Regions from separate parts of the Homo sapiens genome. Here region 2 is linked to region 1. Evidence: chromatin contacts called from ENCODE Hi-C or POLR2A ChIA-PET data. All regions are on one chromosome and are shown on one strand. The core of a region is the stretch at or near the end of the contact, and the rest is flanking DNA. Distances in the headings are between cores, read along the strand shown. Region 1 has its middle 210 kb from the start of CCSER2. Region 2 has its middle 64 kb from the start of WAPL-DT.

What was found. A loop is a pair of places that touch in the nucleus more often than their neighbours do. ChIA-PET counts read pairs that join two places held with the same protein, here RNA polymerase II (POLR2A). Pooled maps may share reads with other maps.
Region 2: a loop to region 1 is called in a map of CD8-positive, alpha-beta T cell, with 5 times the contacts of the local background. The contact joins two enhancer-like sites. A Hi-C loop is called at or near these places in 2 of 168 maps with a recorded cell type or tissue (CD8-positive, alpha-beta T cell and endothelial cell of umbilical vein) and 9 of 50 pooled maps. POLR2A ChIA-PET finds 5 or more read pairs at or near these places in 1 of 52 experiments (IMR-90).

Annotation. Positions count from the first base shown.
Region 1 is chr10:84,537,286-84,545,112 of GRCh38, reverse strand. No RefSeq gene overlaps it. Among named protein-coding and RNA genes, the nearest start is that of CCSER2, 210 kb to the right of the region's middle. RefSeq lists enhancers at 1,575-2,074, 7,404-7,827. Within about 2 kb of position 4,897, at least 2 of the 41 ENCODE cell types and tissues checked have a DNase peak (open chromatin) inside an H3K27ac peak, as active enhancers do.
Region 2 is chr10:86,582,215-86,590,041 of GRCh38, reverse strand. No RefSeq gene overlaps it. Among named protein-coding and RNA genes, the nearest start is that of WAPL-DT, 64 kb to the right of the region's middle. RefSeq lists enhancers at 4,510-4,569, 4,811-5,312. Within about 2 kb of position 4,686, at least 5 of the 41 ENCODE cell types and tissues checked have a DNase peak (open chromatin) inside an H3K27ac peak, as active enhancers do.

The DNA of each region.
Region 1 (7,827 bases), core at 3,648-6,147:
TCTGTCACCCAGGCTGCAGTGCAGTGGCATGATCTTGGTTCACTGTAACCTCTGCCTCCTGGGTTCAAGCGATTACCTCTGCCTCCTGGGTTCAAGCGATTATCTGCTTTAGACTCCTGAGTAGCTGGGACTACAGGTGCCCGCCACCATGCCCGGCTAATTTTTTTGTATTTTTTAGTAGAGCCAGGGTTTCACCATGTTGGCCAGGCTGAACTCCTGACCTCAGGTGATCCGCTCGCCTTGGCCTCCCAAAGTGCTGAGATTACAGACATGAGCCACCACGCCCAGCCAAAAATATTTTTTTTAAAAGTAGCTGGGCGTGGTAGCATACCCCTATAGTCCTAGCTACTCAAGAGGCTGAGGCAGGAGGATCACTTGAGCCCAAGAGGTCAAGGCTGCAGTAAGCCATGATCGCGCCACTGCACTCCCGCCTGGATGACAGGTGAGATCCTGTCTCTAAAAAAAATAAAGAATACTTTAAAATACAGTCTTCCAGGAGCTCCTAGCCTCCTAGGGTCATGAGATAACAATGTGATAAAGAGTTTTACAGGGAGTCAGACCGTAGACAAATGCCTGGAAGAACTCGGGGAAAGCATCACAGAAGGGGTGAGACAATTTGGGTCCTGAGGGATCCATAGGAGTCTTTTGGTTGGAGAAGGAAAGTCTGGGCCCCTTGGGCAGATGCTCATGTAAAAGCACAAGGATGGAAAAGCACGCTGTTTGGGGGACCGGGATGGGTCGGAGAGGCAGCTGGGGTGGGAGGGTAGAGGCCTAACCAGGAAGGCTCTGGGCCACGCTAAAGACCTCTTCCTATGGGACAGGGAGAGGAGCAGTATGCGCAGTTTCTCTGTCCCTCGTTTCTCAGACAACAATGATTCAAGAAGGAAAAACAAACAAAAAAAAAAATGTGAGCCCAAAAGAAGATGAGTATGATTCACTGGACTTCTGGCAATGGCTTACGAAAGACCATTGCCTGCAGACCACGTGACTCAGGTAGACTCCATGGCCCAGGCCTGGCCAGTCAGAGTATTGCTTCTCAACTGATGCAGTTTTAGAGATGAACACATGGCCCAATCTAAGTCACAGGTAGGGAGTGACACCTTTACTGGGTTTCCTAGAAAGGGACTCTCCCTCTCCCCCTAGAGCCTAACAGATTGTGGCTGTCCTGCCAGGGGTAGGAGCCTGAGACCAGACATGACATGGAGGAGACAGGAGCGTAAAGAAGGATGGAAAGAAACAGCATCCGTACGGCTTCTGTCAAACCCAAATCAGCCACACCTGAACTGCTCCCACCTAAGCAAGTTTGGATCTGGTTCTCCATCATCTACTTCAGTTAATCTCATGACTTTATCCCTTGTCCAGCTTAGAGTCAGTTTCCCTATCTTCAACTTTGGGCCCCTTAAAGTATGATCGGCCTCCTCCCAGGCTGATGACCTGAGCTTTGTATCTATCTCAAAGACCCTTCTTGGATAACCCTGGGAGGCTGGCCCGTAGGCAGAGAGGGTCAAATGCCCGACAAGAGAAGGTGAGAGAGACGGCTTCAAAGATTGTGGGAGCAGGGCAAGGAGGGTTCAGAGAGGGGCACAAACACCCCCTTCTCCACAAAGCATACAAGTCACCCACCGTTTGTTCAGCCCACGTATTGAATGGGGCCTTCCACGGCGGCTGCATTGCAGCAGGCGTATTTAACATCACCCTTGTCAATCTGTGACAGCCGTTTCTGCATTCTCCTCTCATCGCCATTAACATAGAAATAGCTCCATAATGACACCAGGCCTTCCCGAGCACCGCTCTCTGCTTATCTCATTATCAATGAAACTATCTTGTTATGTGGGTAAACTGGAAACAGGAACGTTCTGTATCAGATGTCACGGGGCAATTCTCCCTCATTATTTCATCACGCCGAGAGAAACTGGAGCAGCTGCTGAAATCTGCTCCTGTTTTTGAGCTTTAGGAGCAACATTTTAGAAGAGAAGCAGCTCAGATGTCAGCTGCAGTGAGTCCTAGGGGGTCTGTGAGGGGCATATTTCCTGACAACTCCCTGGTATTACTTGTCTTTGCACAAAGCAATGCCCCAGAAAGACACAGGGCAGTAAAGGCTGGGGAGGAGTGGAGAGGGGGAGGGGTCCAGGCCTGGCCAGAAATCCCCCCCAGTCAACCACTGGGTTCAGCTTTGCAGCAAGGGAGGCAGAGGGGGCTGCAGTAGCCAAAGCCCAGCTGTAACACCCCGTGACCTGCGGAGGGCTACTAATGGGTAAAAGTAGAGGCGGAGGCTTGCCAATCTGTCTGTTCGCTCCTTTTCCAGAGTTCTAATCGGGAATCTTCATGGAATACGACCTGTCCATCACAACTCAGCCCACTGTTCGTATAATGGCTTTTCCTGGCTGGTGGCTAATTGCTTTAGAATACCTGTGCTGGGCCCGCAGGTCACCATCCACTGTGTTTTATGGCTCTTGCAAAGGAAACCACTTATCAGGTGTGTAAACTCGAGGCAAATCAGGATCCTTAGAACATGCTGTTGTACTTGAGCTACAGGGAAGGAAAGCTATGATGCTTGGAAATACCAGCGTAACTGGCGGTGGCGTCTTCCATGGCTTTGAATGAGACAAGACAGCTGCTCTAGCCCTACCCAACAGAGAAAAGGAAAGAAAATCACAATCTCTCTATGCGGTGTCAATTGTTCCATAAGTGGAGGCTACAAGATTTGGAGACAATTAATAAGAACACTGTTGTATCAAGTTGGGCCCCTCTATCAAGTCTTTGCGGAATTCCATCCCGGGGTGATGCTGGGTAGCAGCCTGGCCCCTCACCTTGTACTGGTGGTGCAGGGCATTTGCCTGAACTCTGACTGAAGATAGTGTCCTCCCCTGCCTACACACATACACCACACACACACACACACACACACACACACACACACACAAGCATATACACCATACACACCATACAAGCTCTTAGGAAGACAGCTCTGTGGCTTGCACAATTTTCAAAATATCATTGTCTCAATGATATCATTTGTATCATGGAATTGGGCTATGAGTCATTCAGGCCTGACTGAGAAAAGGACATTGGTCAGTCAGCTTTGCTGGACAACCTCCACAAGCTCTCAGTGGCATATGACAATAAGCACTAATTCCCATGCTTGTAAGTGTGGCCCACTGAAGACAACTGGATGCTTGTCAAGGCTGGGCTCAGCAGGTCGGCTCTGCTTCGGGCAGTGGGACTGCAGGGCTCGGCTTCCCACTGCAGGTTGGGCTCAGGCCTGCTCTATGTGTGCTTATTATGGGATCCAGGATGAAAGGGCAGCAGCTACCAGGAGGAAACGCTTCTCATTTAGGTTCAATCAGTGAAGTGCGGGGATGCAAAGCCAATCTCTCAAGCACATTGAAAGCCTCTGCTAACCCTATGACTGCTAATATTCCATTGGCCAAAGTCATCTGCCCAAACCCAAAGTCAAGGACCTGGAAGCATGCTCTGCACAGCCTGAGGCCATGGTGAGGGTGAGTGTGGGATCCTATTCCCCCTATGCCCATCCAGATGTGCAGCCTGCCTGGGGGTGCTGAGTGGTGTTTGGGGACCATGGCCTGTGGGAAGGAGGCCAAGCCCTTCTGCCTGAGCAGGGCAGCAGAGATTCCGCGCTCTGTCGGCCAATGCCCAACTAAAGACAGGAAATTCGAGGTGAGTGACACCCAGAGGTTCGGAGAGGAAATGACACCTGGAAAGCCTGGCCCTTAAGTCCAGCCTTTGCCCTGAGGGGTGGGAGCCCATAGGCCTTCCAGCTGGGTCCCCGCAGGAGAGGCCTGGAGAATGGAGGGGAGAGCACTTCGTTGTCATCTGGATCTGCCTGCAGCCCCGGTCACCTGGCTGAATCTGGGCAGGGCCAGGCCAGGCCCACCTTGGACAGGTGCCCTGCACCGCGTGGACAGGACCGAGGCTCGGGAATCCTTGCTTCCCACGGCAAATTTTCCCTCTGGAAAACGGGAGAGACAGAAACGTGTTGCACGGAAGCACCGGGAACGCGGCGCGCCCACGCTTCTGGCCCTGGCTGGGGGCGCCGTCGGGAGACCCATCCCTCATTCCGAGGGAGCCCCCCAGGACCCCCCCGCACCGCGCCCTCCCTCTCCCCTGCGCTTGAGAAGGACTTGGTGCCTCCAGGTCGCGGGAATCTTCATCACTTCTGCAGCACTGGAGGAGGGCGCCGTTTCCACCCCTCACCATAGGCTGTAGCCGCAGGCCAGGACGCTCAGCTGGCCCCGCTGGGGCGTCCTGGCAGACAAAGTCGTCAAGAGGATTTCCAAGCGCAGCGAAGTTGCCCCTCAGATGATCAGGCAGGGTCGGGGGACCCGGCCCTGGGATCCCGCGGCCCGTTAGCTAGCCTGACTCAGCCCCGGTGAGGCGGATCCGGAGCGGGAGCCGGGCGCACTCGTGTGGCCATGCCTGGGAACGCAGGTCCGGGAAATGGGCCGCCGGGAGCTCAGGACCAGCTGCCAAGACCCCAGGGAAAGAAACATCATCTGGAGGAAGGAGGCGAAGGGAGGGAGGCCCCGGGAGCCCCTTGACAGGCCTCATTCACGCTCTGCATGTTGGAAGGCCCTTGACAGAACTGAATCTTTTATGATGGCCAGAGATGCATCCCCTTTGAAAGGAGGGCTGCCAGGTAGCACAGCCCTGCATCCTGTTCCCCAAGTTTCCCTTTCCCCTGGGGACTCACTGAGCACCTAGTCACCCCACGGCTTTGCTCTCCCTTGGGAGCTCTAGCCTGAGTCCGGTGTGAGGCTCCTCCAAGGCTGCCCTGAAGATTTGGAGGCAGCCTAAGAGACATAGCCCAGGGTAACAGGAAACAAGACAGTAACAGACAACTAAGCCCTGTGGAATCCATTCATTCCACAGGAGGTGGGGCGTGACCACCATGAGCTAGCCACCCTGGAAGGCTCTGAAGCTGTGTCCTTTGCACGCTACAGGAGGCTTTTGAATTCGACCACCAAAATTCAGACTTACCAAAGGGCAAACCCCACAGTGAGTCCTCTGCTCAGCAGGGGGCTTCTGGGTTCCTTCCCTGCTTTAAGCCCAGAAAGAGACCTCACATACTTCTGGCTCCCCAGCCCTATGCACCTCTGACGTGAGAACTCACATTTAATGGGGAGTTACTGTGTGGGAGGCACACACTCCCTTCTGATCATTTGGGTGGGCACTGGTCCTACCCAGTTTCATTCAAGAATTGGAGTGTGACTGATGTGGTTTGGCCATGTCACCACCCAAATTTCATCCTGAATTCTCAGTTATTGTGGGAGAGACCTGGTGGGAGGTAACTGAATCATGGGGGCAGGTCTTTCCCGTGCTGTTCTTGTGATAGTGAATAAGTCTCGTGAGATCTGATGGTTTGAAAAACAGAGTCTCCCTGCACAAGCTCTCTTCTCTTGTCTGCCACCATGTGAGACCTGCCTTTCACCTCCTGCCATGATTGTGAGGCCTCCCCAGCCATGTGGAACTGTAAATCCATTAAATCTCTTTCTTTTGTAAATTGCCCAGTCTCAGGTATCTCTTTATCAGCAGCATGAAAACGGACTCATACAGTGACCTTAGATGTGCTAAGAGTAAACTGGAAATTTTGAAGAAGTTCATCCAGGCAGATTGCCTTCACATTTTGGCCAGCTGCCTGGGAGCTTGATGCCATCTTTTGGATTTAGCCCAAGATTCTCAAACTTGTGATCAGTTATACTCCAAGGAATCCATAAAGGAATTTTGCTTTATTTAGTCATTTCATGGAGCATGGCGCACTGGGATATGTTGACAGTCATTTGATGTGATTGTGAGTTTGTTATTGATATAATTAGTGCAGCCAGAGAAAAGCAGCTAAAACTTCTGGGAAATTGACTCGTAATATTGTAACACATAATATAGGGGAAAAAGCAGAACCACAATAATGATTGGGGACTTGTGGTTCCTGTGCGCTTGAAGATGTGTGTGCTTGGGATTTTGATAATTTACAAAGCTTTATGCCCTCATCTCTCTGCTTTCCAGCCTTTTTAAGATCTGAAAGGAAATTTGCAAATTGGCTTCTGAAAACTATAACTGATACATCAGCAAATCAGAGCTGGCCTTGGTGAGTGAAGTCCAAATGCTGGGGCCCAGACCTGGACCCCAGTGATGGAAGGAGCACTGTATACCTGGAGACCAAAGAATCCTTTTCAAAAGAGACACCCACTTCAGGTGCAGGGGTGGCTCATTCTACTTCTGAGAAACAAACTTGCCTTCCCCCTGCCCCTCCTTTCCCATTGTTGACAACACCCCCACCCCAATCCCTGGCCTGCTGACACAGAGAACGTGTCCCAACTGGCAGAGCAAAGTTGTTTGGAGCCACTGAACACTTTAGCCAAATTCTTCAACTCTAAGCTAGCCTGCATCTAGAAGACAAAGACAACTGTTCTCCCATAATAACACAAAAGGTTCTTAGGGTTTTGGGGCATTACCCGTGGTGACCAGAGTGCCTAGTCCACCTCTCTGGAGCCAGGAAGAGAGAGAAATACTCTCTCTAGAGTATTTCTTCTATCTCTAGACGTGAAAGAAATACAGTGCCAGCCACATACTCAATTTTAAATTTTTTAAAAGTCCCATTTTATAATGTGAAAAGAAATAAGTAAAATTAATAACTTATTTTTTATTAATCCAGCATGAAATAATTTATTTCAAGATGTAATGAGTATAACAATTATTAATGAGATATTTTTCCTTTTTTATATGAAATCTGCTGTGGATTTTATATTTCCAGGGCATCTCAGTTCAGACCAGCTGCAATTTAAGTGCTCAGGAGCCACATGTAACCTGTGACTGCCTTATTGGACAGCGCAGGTCTAGAGTACATCTCTGGAGCTCATGGAACAACAGAGCACTGTCACTGCCACCACCCAAAGTCCAAACCAAGGGGCCAGGCCCTCAGCGCTGCCTTCGAAACATAACTGAACCAAAACTACCACAAATGTGGGTGGTGCCTGGGCCCGAAAGACCTAGTGGATAGCATTTGCTGAAAGCCTTCATGGGTCATTCTCATCCCAGGAATGACTGCTTGGGGAAAGGCTGAGCCAGGGCCCCTATATAAACAAGCATACTTGTTCCATCGGGACCCTTGGTTGGCTTTTCCAGGTAAATGAATGTCCACAGGAGGGCACCTACAACATCTTTAGTGCCATTGTTGTTGAATTAAAAATGAAGTCCAAGGCTGGTCTTGTGATGGATTAATCGACTTTTTATTGTGCAATAAGCAATGGAACACACATTTCCTTCTTAGCCTTGGCTGCCAGGAAACTCAGAGCCAAGTAGGTTCTCAGTTAAAAACTATTGCCTCAGCTATTCCTCCATTATGATATGGTTGTTTTCCTTTCACTTTTATTTTAATACTTTGAGGATTTGACAGGGTTTCCATCTTCTGAAACTTCAAGCAACTGTAAATCATTTTTAGAAATGGGCGGGGTACGTATAAGGAAGGTTTCAGATTTTACCACTAGATGGCAGCATTGTACAATAGACTACCGCCTTCAGCCTCCCGCCGGCCCTCCCCACTATCGCTCCGGCCTATTCCACTCCTTTAATAGCTCTATGACTTGGGCCATTGACTTTTAACACTCTGAGCCTCTCCTCTGTTTTATCATGTGAAAAAGGAAATGCTATTGTGAAAACGAACTGAGATGAAATATAGCTGGAGATGTAGTAGTAGCCTTGTGATTAAGTGCATGGATTCTGATGCAGATGACCTGGTTTCAAATTCTATTTCGCCATTTAATAGCTGTAAGTGCAGGCAAGGTATCTAACTTCAAGCCTTAGTTTCTCCTC
Region 2 (7,827 bases), core at 3,437-5,936, 2.0 Mb before region 1:
TAAAGAGGGCCTGGCCCCTCCTCCTCTCTTGTTCCTTTCTCGTGACACATTCCCCCATGAATGGAAGCAGTCCGAGGCCTTCACCAGATGCAAATGCCAGCACCATGCTTCTTGTATAGCCTGAGAACTGTGAGTCAAAGAAACCTCTTTTCTTTATAAATTACCCAGCCCCAGTGTTCCTTTATAGCAACACAAATGGGCTAAGACAGATATATAAATATAGCCTGTGATGGGGGAAGAGTAGACCAAAAAGAGGATAGATAGTGATGGATTATCTTGCTTCCAAGCTAGGAAAATGCTTCATGATATTCGAATGTGCAAGAATGGCCAGGCGCAGTGGCTCACACCTGTAATCCCAGCACTTTGGGAGGCTGAAGAGGGCAGATCACTTGAGGTCAGAAGTTTGAGACCAACCTGGCCAACATGGTCAAACCCTGTCTCTACTCAAATACAAAATCAGCCAGGCATGGTGGTGGGCGCCTATAATCCCAGTTACTCGGGAGGCTGAGGCAGGAGAATAGCTTGAACCTGGGAGGCAGAGGTTGCAGTGAGTCAAGATCTTTCCACTGCACTCTAGTCTGGGTGACAGAGTGAGACCCTGTCTCAAAAAAAAAAAAAAAAAAGAAATTTGCAAGAATAACACATCCTGATGGGCAACTCTTGGTGCCACACCTAGGATGCCCCAGCAAAACTGCCCAGGACATTGTGGGAAAGGCCCTACCGAATATGCTTGCATCATGCTCTAGGTTCTTCTTGTTCTCCTGGAATAGTCCCTGATGCACCCGAGCTCTTCTAACAAACAAACATCTCCGCTGCTCCAAATTTCAGGTCAAAGTCTTTTTTTTTTTTTTTTTTTTTGAGACAGAGTCTCGCTCTGTCACCTGGGCTGGAGTGCAGTGGTGCGATCTCAGCTCACTGCAAGCTCTGCCTCCCACGTCACGCCATTCTCCTGCCTCAACCTCCCAAGTAGCTGGGACTTCAGGCCCCCGCCACCATGCCCCGCTAACTTTTTTGTATTTTTAGTAGAGACAGGGTTTCACCGTGTTAGCCAGGATGGTCTCTATCGCCTGACCTCGTGATCCACCTGCCTCAGCCTCCCAAAGTGCTGGAATTACAGGCATGAGCCACCGCGCTCGGCCGAAGTCAAAGTCTTCTTCAACACCTTGGCCAGAGTTAGTGTCTCTTTCACTTAAGCTTGTCATGTAACCTTGGCCAAGTCACCACCCACTGAGCCCGGGACCTCATTGGTACACTGGGGATAATAATACCAAACTTAGGAGTATGGTGAGGATGAAAGGAGACAGTAGAAAACAAGTTGATCCCCTAGGATGTTCACAGGCATTCATTATATCTGAATCACAAATGACTTACTAATAAGCTTTTTAATGCGGCTTCATTTGATTCTAGATTGGTTGATCTTAAGCAAAGGTAAATTCTTTAAAATACTTATTTGCCTGTTTACAACAATTATTTATTTTTATTGTAGAAAATTTGGAAAGGGTACAAATAATCAAATAAAGGTGACTAGTCACTCTACACAACCACATTCAAACTCCCCACACAATTCTCCGTCACCGCCATTTTAGTGGCTGCCCAGGATATGGTTCCATGGATCTAGTGTCCTGTCCTATTGCTGATGGCTTAGGTTACTTCCAATTGCTCAGTGTTGCCAAGAATGCTGTGATAAATAGCCTTATAAATAAACTGTGGTGCACATTCAGTGCTATTTCTTTAGGATTCTTAGAATTATTATTATTATTATTAATTATTATTTTGAGACAGGGTCTTGCTCTGTCGCCCAGGCTGGTGTGTAGTGGTGCGATCTTGGCTCATTGCAGCCTCTGTCTCCCAGGTTCAAGTGATTCTCCTGCCTCAGCCTCCCGAATAGCTGGGATTACAGATGTGTACCACCATACCTGGCTTATTTTAGTATTTTTAGTAGAGACAGGGTTTCACCATGTTGGCCAGGCTGGTCTCGAACTTCTGACCTCAAGTGATCCATCTGCCTCAGCCTCCCAAAGTGCTGGGATTACAGGCATGAGCCACTGCGCTCGGCCTCTATTATTTATGCATTTAAAGACCAGGTTTCACTATATTGTCCAGGCTGGTCGCCAACTCCTGGCCTCAAGCAATCCTCCCACCTCAGCCTCTCAAATCATTTGAGATTTACAAGTGTGAGATACCACACCCAGCCAGAAGTAAAATGTCTAAGACAAAGCCCAAGCATCATTATAGAGGGCCACTTCAGAGAGTGATGGGAGTTTGGACCCTAAGGTGTAATCACAGCCTGCCCATCTGCAGACATGGCCTGCCCCCACCATGATCTCCACAAACAGGGCCCACAATAGCTGGCAAGGAGGTCCAGGGCCCTAGTGACAACTCTTTTTTTTTTTTTTTTTTTGAGACAGAGTCTTGCTTTGTTGCCCAGGCTGCAGTGCAATGGCAATATCTCGGCTCACTGCAACCTCTGCCTCCCAGGTTCAAGCGATTATTCTGCCTCAGCCTCCTGAGTAGCTGGGATTACAGGCGTGTGCCATCACGGCCGGCTAATTTTTGTATTTTTAGTAGAGACAGGGTTTCACCACGTTGGTCAGGCTGGTCTCGAACTCCTGACCTCAGGTGATATGCCTGCCTCGGCTTCCCGAAGTGCTGGGATTACAGGCAAGAGCCACAGCGCCCGGCCTATTTTTAGTTATTTATTTATTTTTGAGACAGAGTTTCCCTCTTGTCACCCAGGCTGGAGTGCCGTGGTGCGATCTCGGCTCACTGCAACCTCTGCCTCCCAGGTTCAGGTGATTCTCCGGCCTCAGCCTCCAAAGTAGCTGGGATTACAGGCGCCCATCATCAAGCCCGGCTAATTTTTTGTATTTTTAGTAGAGACGGGGTTTTGCCATGTTGGGCAAGCTGGTCTCAAACTCCTGACCTCAGGTGATCCTCCCGCCTTGACCTCCCAAAGTGCTGGGATTACAGACATGAGCCATCGTCCCCAGCCTCTTCTCGAGATTTAAACCAAGGCTCCTACTGCAACACTCTCTCACTCCAGCTTTTGTGCATCTCTGAGAGAACTGGCTGAGCTTTGTATTTGGTTGTTATTTTTATTAAAATCCTAGATTTATTGAATGTTTCTTTTTATCTTTAAAAGCCTCCCAGCCCCATTTGATATTCTGGCATTCCTCCCGGAGAGCTGGGCCGCCCTCCTCCCCAGGTGAAGAATCACTCCATTTACTCATCTTTGAAGTCACTTCCCTCGCTATTGGGAGCAATGCCACACATTTGTTGGCTGGACACAGGATGCAAATGCTGAAAGCTCACTTTGTGTCCCTGCCACTCTCCCCGCCCACTGTCCATCTCCTCTAGTGTGTAGTGGTGGCCCTATCCCCTTTTGGCACAGCTGGGGCCCCCTTTCTGTTCTCCATCTGAATCCAGGCCTGAGGCATCTCTGCTCCCTGGCATCACCCTGTAATAGACACATCCTTCCTAGGAACACAGGATCCTCTCCTCCCTTCCCCATGCCCCAGGGCTGCTCCTCTGCTCCCAGGCCAACTGCACTCCTTCTCTGGAACACAGCTCTTATCTATCTCCCAGAACAAGGAAGTTTCATCCTGTAACTAAGTCTTGCCAATCCGAGGAAAAGGCTTGAGGGTAGGAATGGTTCAGAGAAGAAAAACTAGGCCATCCTCTGAGATCAGGAGTCCTGAGGTCCCAGGAGGATCAGAGCAGCCTTGTAACAGTCTAGTGCAACTCCTTTGACTTACTAATGGGGAAACTGAGGCCCAGAAAAGGGTGGGACATGCCCACGGCCACACAGTGAGAAAGTGTCAGGCAGGACTGGGATGGAGGTCTTCTCATGCCAGACCCTATGTGCTTCACCCTGACTCCCTCTGCTAAGACCCAATCAAAGGCTGGCTGTTCCTATGCATTGCATAGATGCAGTACTTTTAAGTTTTTGCCACAGACCAGCCTGTGAGGATAAAATGGATCAGACATGCCCCTTGCCTCCAGCAGTGTTGTTCTCTAAGGAATAATAATACAAACTAGGACTGGGCGGGGTGGCTCATGCCTGTAATCCCAGAACTTTGGGAGTCCGAGGTGAGAGGATTGCTTGAGCCCAGGAGTTCAAGACCAGCCTGGGCAACATAGGGATACCTCTGTCTCTACAAAAAAAAAGGACAGGGAGAGAAACCGCATGAGCCTCAAGCAGATACCGCAATACATGGAGCCCACAAAGGCACTGGCTGTGTTTCTCTGCCATTTCAACCCCATTTGGACCTTAGTTGTGGCATGCAGGAGGGCCCTGCCAGGACGGTGACCCCTTACTCGCCTTCAACCCCTGCTGTAAGTAGCCCCCAGCAGGGTGTGGGGCAGAAGAGCCCTCCCCGGAGAGCTCAGTACTGCAATTCTGCCACTGGGTGGCACTGTGGTGCCTCAGGAGGGGGACCACGCCTAAAGGAAACTGCCCAGAGAAGGGGTGGCACGGGAAAAGCGTCACTTGGGCCCTCCTGTGCTGGGCAAGTTGCTTTCCATCTAGGGTTACAAAGAGGTACATGAAATAGGTCCTGCCTTCCAGGAGCCCACAGTGGAACAGTCACATGGACAACAAATTAATTGTTCCAATAATAGATGTAATTAGTTGCTCCAATAGAAGCACAAGAACAACCGGTTCCCGCTGAGGGGCCCGGGGAGGAGGCAGCAATTGAGTCTTGATGTTAGAGTGCTCAGCAGGCCATTCTAGTTCAGGCTGTCTCTCACAGTGCAGGCTCTCAGGGCACTGCGCACTTGGTTTGGGTGGGAGGTAGGGGTGGGGTGTGCCCAGGGAGGTTTGGCCCAGTCCATAGGACAGCGACCTGTAGGGAGCTGGGGGCTGGAAGCCTCTGTCAGCCACCTTCCCCAGCCAGCAGCAGGCTGAGCCTCTGAGGCCAGGGCCTTTGGTGTGGCTATCCTGGGTTGCTCTGTCTCCATTAAAGCACTTAGCTAAGGGACATGGAGGAGAGACACTGGTGTTAGGACAACCAGAACACTGGGAAGTCTTCCAGTGCCAAAGAAAGACAACTGGCCTCCTGTCCTCTTGCTGTGCCTTCTGGCCTCAAGTCCACATGACCTTGGCCTGGGTACGGCAGCCCTCAGGGCTCAGTGACTACATCTGTAAAAAGGGTCTTCTGTCTAAACAAATATATTGAGAAATGAAAAAGTTTAAAGGACCTCTTTTGACTGACCTGAAGGCACACCCTGTGTCCTGCAGGTGTGGGGGACACCTGGGAGAGAAGGACTCTCCTCTGCCGGCTTCAGGTTGTGGCTGGGCCCAGTGGAAAGCCAGAATACATCTCTGTCCTTGGAACACAATTCATCCTCCACAGCTTCTGTAAAATCTGATGGGCTGAGCTTTGCAGCAGGGAAGTGATTTAATACCTAGTAGATACATTTTCATTAAATTTTTGAAGATGGAGCAAAGCCTCTAGTTTTCAAATTTTCTGTGCAGAAGTTAACCCATTATGGTGTTGAAACCCACATCCGCACCGTAAAACTAAAATCTTCTTCTCAAAACAAAGCACAATATATCACCCTGTAATAGACACATCCTTCCTAGGAACACAGGATCCTCTCCTCCCTTCCCCGTGCCCCAGGGCTGCTCCTCTGCTCCCAGGGCTGCTCCTCTGCTCCCAGGCCAACTGCACTCCTTCTCTGGAACACAGCTCTTATCTATCTCCCAGAACAAGGAAGTTTCATCCTGTAACTAAGTCAATCCAACTAAGGAGATGGATTGACTGAGGTTTGCAACTAGGGGCTTCAAGCTTGCCCAGGAGATGAGCAAAGGGTTGGCCGGACCGTTGCTCGCACACCCATCACCAGTAGGGTGCACCTCTTTTCTCCTCCCAGGTCCTCACTGGTGAGGCTGCAAGCCAGGGCTGGGTGTGGCATTTCAAGCAGATACTCTGCACCTCCTTTTGTCATTTACAAGTGATGCTGGTGACAGGTGATTGGGTGTTTGGAAGGCACACAGGGTCTCATGGATCTGAGGGTTTGCTACAGACGGGGAAACTCCTCACATTCCCTCCACCAGTGTCCCACCCCAGAGCTAGGCTTGCCCACCATGGCTGGGGATCCAGGTTACCTTTTAGAGGGATTGCTCCCCTCCAGCCGACCGCCACTCCAGAGGAGGCCTGAGGGGCTTTCCTCCCACCTATATTTAAATAGCACGCACAACCTTTCCATTGAAATCGTGCACAAACTGGAGCTTTCCAAAGACACTTTTATTTACACATTTTACTGCTAAACAACAGAAATTTTATGTAATTATGTATTTGAATACTGATGAGAGGAGGGAAGGAGGATGGCCAGAGGGGAGCTGATGGGGATTAAGGGAGATAAAGATAAAGCCCTTTCTGTCCCCTGCCTTTGCCCCAACTACTTCTTTTTTCTTTTCTTTTCTATATAATTTTTCTAATTTTTTTCTAATTTTTTTACTAAATAAAAAATTAGTACTCCAATGGAAAAATGAGCAAAAGATGTGAAAAATACAATTCACAAAGACTAAGAATGCCCACTGTTAGTGAGGTGAAACTGGCCCTCACCTTCTGTGACTGGACAAGTACTTTTATACGATCTTTCAATTGACGGTAGTTTCAAAATTCTTGAATGTGCATACTCTTTAATCAAGCAATTCTACATCTTGAAATTTACCCTGTAGAAACATCTGCACAACTAACCAAAAATAAATATGCCAGAATGTTCCTTGTATTATTATTTATTATATAGGCTAATTGAAAAATCATAAAAGTTCATCAACAGTAGACTGGTTAAACTATGGTGTAACCAATCATACGATGAAATCATATTTTTTTTTTTTTTTTTTGAGTCAGAGTCTCACTCTGTCGCCCAGGCTGGAGTGCAGTGGCACGATCTTGGCTAGCTGCAACCTCCACCTCCCGGGTTCAAGCAATTCTCCTGCCTCAGCCTTCCAAGTAGCTGGGACCACAGGCACATGCCACCACACCTGGCTGGTTTTTTTGTTTTTTGTTTTTTTTTGTAGAGACGAGGTTTCACTATGTTGGCCAGGCTGGTCTCGAACTCCCGACCTCAGGTGATCCACCGCCTTGGCCTCCCAAAGTGCTGGGATTACAGGCATGAGCCACCACGCCCGGTCATATGTAGTTATTAAAAGTATAAGGTACATGCATATCCTTCAATGTATGCCAATATGCCCTCAGTCTATTGTCAAATAACAAAAAAAAAGCAGATTAAAAATTGTTATGTGGCATGGCGTGGTGGCTCATGCCTGTAATCCCAGCACTTTGGGAGGCTGAGGTGGTTGGATCATCTGAGGTTGGGAGTTCGAGACCAGCCTGACCAACATGGAGAAACCCTGTCTCTATTAAAACAACAACAACAACAAAAAAATCAGCCGGGTGTGGTGGCACACACCTGTAGTCCCAGCTACTCGGGAGGCTGAGGCAGGAGAATTGCTTGAACCCAGGAGGCAGAGGTTGCAGTGAGCCAAGGTCATGCTATTGCATTTGCACTCCAGCCTGGGCAACAAGAGTGAAACTCCATCTCAAAAAAAAAAAAAAAAAAATTATTATGTTCCCTATGGCCCAGATGGCTCACACCTGTAATCCGAGCACTTTGGAAGCCTGGGGCAGGTGGATCACCTGAGGTCAGGAGTTTGAGACCAGCCTGGCCAACATGGTGAAACCCTATCTCTACTAAAAATACAAAAAATTAGCCAGGCATGGTGGCACATGCCTGTAATCCCAGCTACGTGGGAGGCTGAGGCAGGAGAATTGCTTGAATTTGGGAGGCGGAGGTTGCAGTGATCTGAGATCGTGCCAT